3 separate regions of the Homo sapiens genome follow, and all the other regions are linked to region 3. A link is a contact called in ENCODE Hi-C or POLR2A ChIA-PET data. All regions are on one chromosome and are shown on one strand. Each heading gives the region's core, a stretch centred on a gene start or an enhancer-like site at or near the end of the contact. The rest is flanking DNA. Distances are from core to core; before and after follow the strand shown. Region 1 holds the start of CHD2 (chromodomain helicase DNA binding protein 2). Region 2 has its middle 79 kb from the start of CHASERR. Region 3 holds the start of LINC01585 (long intergenic non-protein coding RNA 1585).

The links. A loop is a pair of places that touch in the nucleus more often than their neighbours do. ChIA-PET counts read pairs that join two places held with the same protein, here RNA polymerase II (POLR2A). Pooled maps may share reads with other maps.
Region 1: a loop to region 3 is called in a map with no recorded cell type, with 11 times the contacts of the local background. The contact joins the promoter of CHD2 here to the promoter of LINC01585 in region 3. A Hi-C loop is called at or near these places in 8 of 37 single-sample maps with no recorded cell type and 5 of 50 pooled maps. POLR2A ChIA-PET finds 5 or more read pairs at or near these places in 2 of 52 experiments (activated naive CD8-positive, alpha-beta T cell and naive thymus-derived CD8-positive, alpha-beta T cell).
Region 2: a pooled map shows a loop between it and region 3 (6-fold over the local background). The contact joins the enhancer-like site here to the promoter of LINC01585 in region 3. A Hi-C loop is called at or near these places in 1 of 37 single-sample maps with no recorded cell type and 2 of 50 pooled maps. POLR2A ChIA-PET finds 5 or more read pairs at or near these places in 1 of 52 experiments (HEK293).

Annotation. Positions count from the first base shown.
Region 1 is chr15:92,899,074-92,901,773 of GRCh38, forward strand. CHD2 (chromodomain helicase DNA binding protein 2) reads left to right here and starts at 1,251. Exons shown (of 39, transcript NM_001271.4): 1 at 1,251-1,751; 2 at 2,094-2,226. The coding sequence starts at 2,165. RefSeq lists enhancers at 1,270-1,339, 1,380-1,589.
Region 2 is chr15:92,802,389-92,805,152 of GRCh38, forward strand. No RefSeq gene overlaps it. Among named protein-coding and RNA genes, the nearest start is that of CHASERR, 79 kb to the right of the region's middle. RefSeq lists an enhancer at 2,054-2,103. Within about 2 kb of position 1,508, at least 34 of the 41 ENCODE cell types and tissues checked have a DNase peak (open chromatin) inside an H3K27ac peak, as active enhancers do.
Region 3 is chr15:90,658,815-90,661,514 of GRCh38, forward strand. LINC01585 (long intergenic non-protein coding RNA 1585) reads left to right here and starts at 1,420. Exons shown (of 3, transcript NR_120371.1): 1 at 1,420-2,010; 2 at 2,579-2,669. All of the region lies in intron 2 of CRTC3-AS1 (CRTC3 antisense RNA 1), which reads right to left. RefSeq lists enhancers at 1,576-2,104, 2,327-2,376, 2,517-2,566.

The DNA of each region.
Region 1 (2,700 bases), core at 1-2,500, 2.2 Mb after region 3:
AAATTTATCTTTGTGTGTAGAGTATGGAATTGAAACAGTTTGGATTATGGATTTTACCTAGATTGGACATTGTTGATTTTGTTTGGTGTAAATCTAAAGTGGATTTCTTCAGTGAGGGAGAGACATGGTTCTGGCAGATTATGTTGAATAAGGAAAGTTGATTGGATTTTTTTGGGTGTGTGAATATGCTTGTCTGAATGGAGTGCTTGGTAGGATATTGTTTCTGGAATTAGTAATTTGTTTCTGTGGATCTCATGGTTTTGATATTTAGGAGAATTTGCTTTGTGACATTACTTTGATAATTTGCAATCACGTATGTCCTATTGTTAATAACATTGTTGAAATGGGTGTATACTTACTTGATTTGAAATATAAGGGAAGTGTTGGGATATGTGTTTTCTGTTGGATTTGGACGTGGAGTTTCTTGGGTTACTGATTTAAAGGTGATCGTGTTTGGACCATACTCTTGAATTTTTGCCTGAATCAGTATGGGAAGTAAATATATTGTGATTATGAGAAGTTTCTTTGGGGGGAGGAGTGTAATATTTTCAAGGTTATATAATGGGTTAAAGAATTTTGTGAAAGAACAAAGAAAAATGGATATTCTTGAATAAAAATTGGTTGCATTAACTTTTGCTCCAGTGCAACTTGAACACTAGGGAGGCGCTCTTGAGTTGTAAAAGTTACCCCTTTCTTCCAGTGGAGATGGAAAATTCCCCCTTAAATTTTGTCTTTAGATTATTTTTAGGCATCATAAAGAAGGAAAAACTTGAATTTATATTATGAAATTAAGGTTTTACTTTTATTTAGCAATCATTTCACCCATTGGGGGATTAATTTTTAAAAAGATTAGTACTTAGCTGAGCTTTAGATTCTCTAAGAATTATCCCTTTTTCAAAATGGCTTGATAAAACACCACTTCCTGTCCAGGGAGGAAGTTATTTTAGCTCAAGGACTGAAATATTTAGCAGATCTTTAGACAAAAGGAACAAATTACATTTCTCTCTGGCTTAAAAAGGGTGCTTGAGCCAGAGGGGGTTAAGAAGCCCTCCCCCCTCCCCCTGTTGGGGTGGTCTGGAGGGGCAGGGAGGTGTGGGGGTGGGGGTCCTTAGGCTCCCTGGGATGGAGGATCTGTCTCTCTCTCTCTCTCTCCTTTTTTTTTTTTTGGTGGAGATGAAGGGGTGGGTCTATGGTACATCACCTGAGTTGTGGGGTAAATGTAGAGAGTGTCAATCAAAGGCAGAGCTCTCAGAGCTGGGAAGGAGGCTCTAGATGGCGGCTGTGCCTTAGAGAGAGCGCGCTCTGCTCCCTGCCTTTGCCTCACTTTACGCAACTTTCCCTAACTTTCGGGCAGCCTCAGGGGGCCCCCGTAGCCCCCTGCCTTTCCTAGGGACTTACTGGGGTCGATTCGAACCTTTTTTTGGGAGAAAAGCAGCTTTTAGGAGCTTTCTTTTCGTGCCTTGTTGGAAAGAAGCAGCCGTACTGAGAGCCCAGGTCGTTGTTTTTTCCAGCTTAGAAGCCATGGCGCACCTCCATTTTTGTGCGCTCTCCTAATGAGGTTTTTTTTCTTTCGGACCTGTTTTAGTATTAATTATTGCTTTATTTTTTTGACCAGTTAACATATTTGAGGGTTATTTTATTTATTTTTCGTTTTTTAACGGAGGATTTTGCCTTTATTTTTAATTATTTGGGATCTGATATTTTTCTACTAGTAGATAGGACTCTTGGTTTGGACATACTACATGGATCAGGTAAGTTCACGATCATTGGTGATAATTTTAAAGATTTATTTGTTTAAGTTTGCCTTGTTTTCTGTAAATACGAGAAATTCTTGGATGACGCAATAAGATACAGAGATTGTTATTTGTATCTAGTGTGCTACTTTGAGAAAGTTTCCTTATTGATAGTGATGCTTCCACTGTTCGGTTTATCCTGTTGTTTTTTCTTTTAAGGAAAAAATAGAAATATTTAGTTTTTTGGTGCTTACCGTTGTTGTGTTATAACAATATCGTTAACATCGTCAGGACTTTGTTCCTGATAATAAAAAGCATCGATAGAAGCCGGGACCTTACCTTTCTTTCAACTTTTGACAGTAAATACCTGGGCACAGGACTTCAAAGCAAACACAGATTCCCCCTCCCCCTTAATATTTAAGAATTAAAAGATGATGAGAAATAAGGACAAAAGCCAAGAGGAGGACAGTTCGCTACACAGCAATGCATCGAGGTATGAGCTATCAACTTTCTTCCTTTTTGTCTTTTTTTTTGGGGGAGAAACCTCAGCTTACAATTGTTTACCTTGACAGACATGGATTGCTGTCTGTTTTATTGTGTTTTTCTAATTTGGATTCGTTTTTTAAAGCATGACCTTGAGATTGCTAATATGCCACACCCTAATTTTTTGGTAGCAATTTATGAAAGTTGAGTTGTGACTTAAGGCCTCTTACAGCAGTCAAAAGGTAAGGTACCTTTATTCAAAGGGGCCTTTACTGTAATGTACAGTTTTTCTGTCAGTAAATTTCAGTTTTTAGGTTTTTGTACTGCAGAAAAATGACCTTGTCGGTTTAGCCATTGCTGCATTGCACCATTTTACATACAAGGCAAATTTTTTCTTTGAAGAATCCAGGATATCTAAACTTGTAACTGAGGGCCATAGAGAAGCCTTGTAGTAGTAAATTATAGTAAATAGACATATCAGAAA
Region 2 (2,764 bases), core at 258-2,757, 2.1 Mb after region 3:
CTCCCAGAGTGCTGGGATTACAGGCATGTGCCAACATGCCCGGCTGGGGCCATGCTCTTTCTGAAGCCTCCAGAGGAGACCCTCTGTTCCATGGCTTTTTCTTCTGGTGTTGGTGGCAGTCCTTGGAGTTCCTTGCTTCATGGATGATACTTCACTCCAGTCTCTGTGGCAGAAATTCTCTGGTGTGTGTAGACAAGCCTTCCTCTGCCTCCCTCTTAGGAAGATACATGTGATAACACTTAAGGCCCACCCTGATCATCCAAAATCATCTCCCCATCTCAAGATATTTTTTTTTTTTTGAGATGGAGTCTCGCTCTGTTTCCCAGGCTGGAGTGCAGTGGCGCAGTCTTGGCTCACTGCATCCTCCGCCTCCCGGGCTCAAGTGATTCTCCTGCCTCAGCCTCCTAAGTAGCTGGGACCACAGGCATGTGCCACCATGCCCGGCTAATTTTTGAATTTTTAGTAGAGGTGGGGTTTCACCATGTTGGCCAGGCTGGTCTTGAACTCCTGACTTCAAGTGATCCACCTGCCTCGGCCTCCCAAAGTGCTGGGATTACAGGCGTGAGCCATCGTGCCCGGCATCAAGATCCTTAAATTAAGCTGGGCGTAGTGAGCCGAGATCATGTCACTGCACTTCAGCCTGGGCTACAAAGCAAGACTCCATCTCAAAATAAAATAAAATAAAATAATTTTTTTTTTTTTGAGACGGAGTTTCGCTCTTGCTGCCCAGGCTGGAGTGCTATGGCACGATCCTGGCTCACCACAACCTCCGCCTCCTGGGTTCTAGTGATTCTCCTGCCTCAGCCTTCCAAGTAGCTGGGATTACAGGCATGAGCCACCACACCCGGCTAACTTTGTTGTATTTTTAGTAGAGACAAGGTTTCTCCATGCTGGTCAGGCTGGTCTCGAACTCCCAGCCTCAGGTGATCTGCCCACCTCGGCCTCTCAAAGTGCTGGGATTACAGGTGTGAGCCACCACACCCTAAAATAAAATTGTTTTAAAAGTAAGATCTTTAACTTACACACCTGCACATTTGCAAAGCCCTAGTTGTTGGGGTTTTGTTTTTTTGTTTTTTTTTTTCTTTGAGACAGAGTCTCACTGGGATTGCAGGTGTGAGCCACCTTGCCCTGCCTGTGTTTTGGTTTTTGTTGTTTTTGCCAGATAAAGTAACATTCAGTTTCCACATATTGGGATATCACTGGGAGACCATTATTCAGCCCACCACACACATCCCCAAATCTACCAGGTTAAATGGAGGTAGATTTTTAAGCTTCCCAAGTAGCTGGGACTACAGGCATGCACCACTATGTCTGGCTAATTATTTTTATTTTTTATACAGTTGGGGTCTTGCTACATTGCCCAGGCTGGTCTTGAACTTCTAGGCTCAAGCAAACCTCCTGCCTCTGCCTTCCAAAGTGCTGGGATTACCGGTATGAGTCACCACACTGAGCAAGGGAGAAGAATTTTAAGAGTCCCTATAATAACTCCACACCTCTCTAAAAACCGCACTGCTCGCCCCTCCCCACTCCCACAGGTTTTGGAGTTTCTGACTCCTGAAAGAGAATGAGTCACAGACAGTTCCCGTCAGAAAAGACTATGTCCCTCCCACCTCTCATTTAGTTCCCGTTTGTTTAGGATTCAAGTGTCTTGGGCAGTTAGATAGCTCCCCAGCCTACCCAGTTTCCCTCTTGCCTCCCCTCTACTACCCCCAGAAATGCTTGTGCAATATTGGACTGACTCACCCAGAAATAACTCATGACTCTCCTTTGTTTACAGTTTAAGAGACTAGGGTGTTGAAATATCTCAGCAAAGGCCACTGAGGGACTCTTCAGTCCAGGGACAATGAAACACTGGACAACCTGGGAGGAGTTAGGTACATTCTCTGGCCTTCTCTCAGAGGGGCTTTTGCTGTGTTGTAACAGGCAGTGGAGTGTTGGTAAATATTTAACAAGGCATCTCCAAGGGGAAAAGCCTTAATATGTAGTGTTTACCTATTCCTGTGGTGTAAATACCCCTGCTATGGCCAGTTTCAAGCTACCAACATGATGTCATTGAAACCAAAGTTGGAAAGAAAAGTGCATCATCATTCTGAGCAGCTGACTCCAACACGCCACTGTAGCTCCACTGACCTAAGGGAAAACTGTCAGTCTTCACTCCATAAGGATGTACAGGCCCAGGGGCTGGACAATGTAGCTCTTGGAAGATCACAATAGAGTCAGTTTCCTAATTTCAGGGACCAACTGTTACTGCTAAGAATAAATGGGAGGCCAGGTGCAGTGGCTCACACCTGTAATCCAAGCACTTTGGGAGGCCGAGGCAGGTAGATCACCTGAGGTCAGAGTTCGAGACCAGCCTGACCAACAGAGTGAAACCTCGTCTCTACTAAAAATACAAAAATTAGCCAGGCTTGGTGGCGTGCACCTGTAATCCCAGCTACTCAGGAGGCTGAGGCAGGAGAATCACTTGAACCCAGGAGGCAGAGGTTGCAGTGAGCCGAAATCACACCACTGCACTCCAGCATGGGCAACAGACCAAGACTCTGTCTCAAAAAAAAAAAAAAAAGAACAAATGTGTAAAATAGTCACAGATCTTTACAATCCCATCCAGCGATGAGGTTCTAGGTACAAAACAAACATTAACATCTTTCTCCTCTGGAATCGCTTGAACCAAGGAGACAGAGGTTGCAGTGAGCCAAGATCGTGCCACTGCACTCCAGCCTGGGAATCAGAGTAAGACTCCGCCTCAGGAAAAAAAGAAAAAGAA
Region 3 (2,700 bases), core at 170-2,669:
CCCGGATTCAAGCGATTCTCCTGCCTCAGCCTCCCGAGTGGCTGGGATTATAGGCACGTGCCACCACACCCAGCTAATTTTTCTATTTTTAGTAGAGATGGGGTTTCACCGTGTTGGTCAGGCTGGTCTCGAACTCCTGACCTCGTGATCCACCAGCCTCAGCCTGCCAAAGTGTTGGAATTACAGGCGTGAGCCACCGCGCCCGGCCCGAAAGCCATGAACTCTTTTCCCAATTATTTTCTTATTGAGAAGCATCTCTCAGCTTGCTGTTGGGTTCTGCTGTTAGTAAGCGTAAGGATGGAGGAAGGCTGGCTGATGACATTAAGCAGCTAAAGGCGTGGACTGTCGAGGCCAAATAGCATCAGCTCTCTTTGGCTTCCCCAGCCCATGGAACAGTCTTCCTATTTTGCGAATTTCCTACCTTATGAACTCACACCTGCTTATGATGGAAGCCAGAACCTTTCCCCATCTCTCTTGAAGATTGGGCACAGCATACAACTTAAGACACCACCCGTTGGCTGCTCCTGCATGAGGCTAAGTGACACTGAGAAGCAGATGACTGGAGTCCTTTCTGTCAGGATGACAGCAGATCCCAGAGGCAGCAGCAGAAAGAACCAGTGCAGGTAAATGGCCTTTGAGCCTGGTTCTCTGATTTCGCTAAGATTTTATGAGGCACCTCCTATCCTTTAATAGGTTCCTCTGTAGCTTAAAAGCAGCTAAAGAGCAGTCTGTTGCTTGTAATTAAGGACTCCTACCAGTACACGAAGGGAGAAAAGCAATAATCAAATAAATTACTTTCAGATAGAGATCAGTGCTAGGAGGAGGTCAGCACAAGGTGATGTAAGACAGAGTGACAGGTGGGGTGAGGGCTACACTTGATAAGGGGTCAGTGAAGCCTCTCTGAGGAGGTGACGTTAGGCTGAGACCCAAACAATGAGAAGGAACTAGCCATAGAAAGATCTGGGCGAGGAGACTTCTAGACACGGGGAGCAGAAAATGTAAAGGATGAGCTTCAGATGTTGATGGATGTAGGGAGGGTTGATGTGTTTGGAGTTTAGTGCAGGTGAATAAAGAGGAACATAATGAGATTGGAAAGTAGGTAGGAGTCAGTTCATGCCAGGCCTTGCAGATCATGGTAAGACATTTGGATTTTATTCTGAGGTTAGTGGGAAGCCATTAGAGAGTTTTAAACAGGACATAATATAGTACCTGGGGTAGCCAGCCTCCAAAACATCCTCCAGTGATCCTTGCATCCTTGTATTTACACTCTTGTGTAGCCCCTCTCACATTGACTAGGGCTGACCCAATAGGATGCTGCAATGTGACGGTATATAACTTTCAAGGATAGGTCATAAAAGACATTGTGACTCTGCCTTGGTCTCTCAAATGTCTCCCTCTGGGGAAGCCAGCCACCATGTTGTGAAGATACTCAAGCAGCCCTATGGAGAGGCCCACACACTGGGGAGGCACTGCGGCTTTCTGCCGACAGCCTTGTGAATGAGACACCTTGAAAGAGGATCCTCCAGCCCCAGCCAAGCTTTCAAATGGTTCCAACTCTGACATGCTGACAACTTCATGAGAGGCCCTGAGCCAGAACCACCCAAACTCCTGACCCATTAGTGTGTTATGTAACAAATGTTTGTTGTTTCATGCCACTAAGTTTTGGGGCAATTTGCTACCTCTAGCCATTGTTCCCAGCTGGTGTGTAGTCTGACTGGCAGGTGCCCATGCTTTATTAGTGGTTTGATATTTTGACTATCGGCCCTGAGTAGGAGGAATGACACAGAGAGGAGATAGAGTTGTGAGTGAGAGGAGGCCAAATCGTGGTGTCAGAGCGAGAAGCAGCACCCTGGGGAGGGCTGAGTCACTTGTGCTGTCTGGAGGAAGGCGGAGCAAAGATCTGCAGCCCAGCTGACTGTGGTCTCAGCTTTTCTAGCCTCCAGGCTTTCTCCCGGGTTCCTAAGTCTGTATGTGCTCACTGGAAATGCCCCATGACTTGGGGTGACATGGGTGAGTTTTCTTCCTCCTTCCTCCCAGAGCCACGCCAGACCTGATGCTGGAGGGCTGGGCTCTTGTCCTAGTTCCCCGTCCTGGGCTGGGCCCAGGGCACCGGCCAGTGGGAGAAACTGCCTTCTCCGCCTCCTACATGCACTGGTGGTCACACCTCGCCCCACATCAGCCTCTCCAGCCAGGTAGGGTGGGAACCACAGGAAACGAGCCCCCTTCTTCTCTTCCCACCAGGAGTGGCCGGGGGGTGTGGATTCAGGATCCTGAGCTCTGCTCTGCCTCCGTTGTTCTGGCCGTGCCTGAGAGTTGGTTTGGGTTGATTTCAAGGGCACTTTAATGAGATTTAGCAATAGGAGGTGGTAGAATTTCCACTCCCTCTAATAACTTCCCAAAAGCCAGACACATAGCATTTTTTTTCCTTTTTGTCATTACCCTTTTTGGCTTTAATTACAAAACATATGAAATAGAAAACATTCACAAACAATACAAAACTATAAAAAGTGAGTACCCCTTTCTCTTCCCACTCTCTGATTATTTAGATACCCTCCAGTTAAAACTCTCTCACAAACAGGTCTGAAAGGAGCATGCAAGCAGCCCCCCCACATTGCAGTTTTGCTTTCTGTGGTTTCAGTTACCTGCGGTCAACCACCATCTAAAAATAGGTGAGTGCAGTACAATAAGGCATTTTGAGAG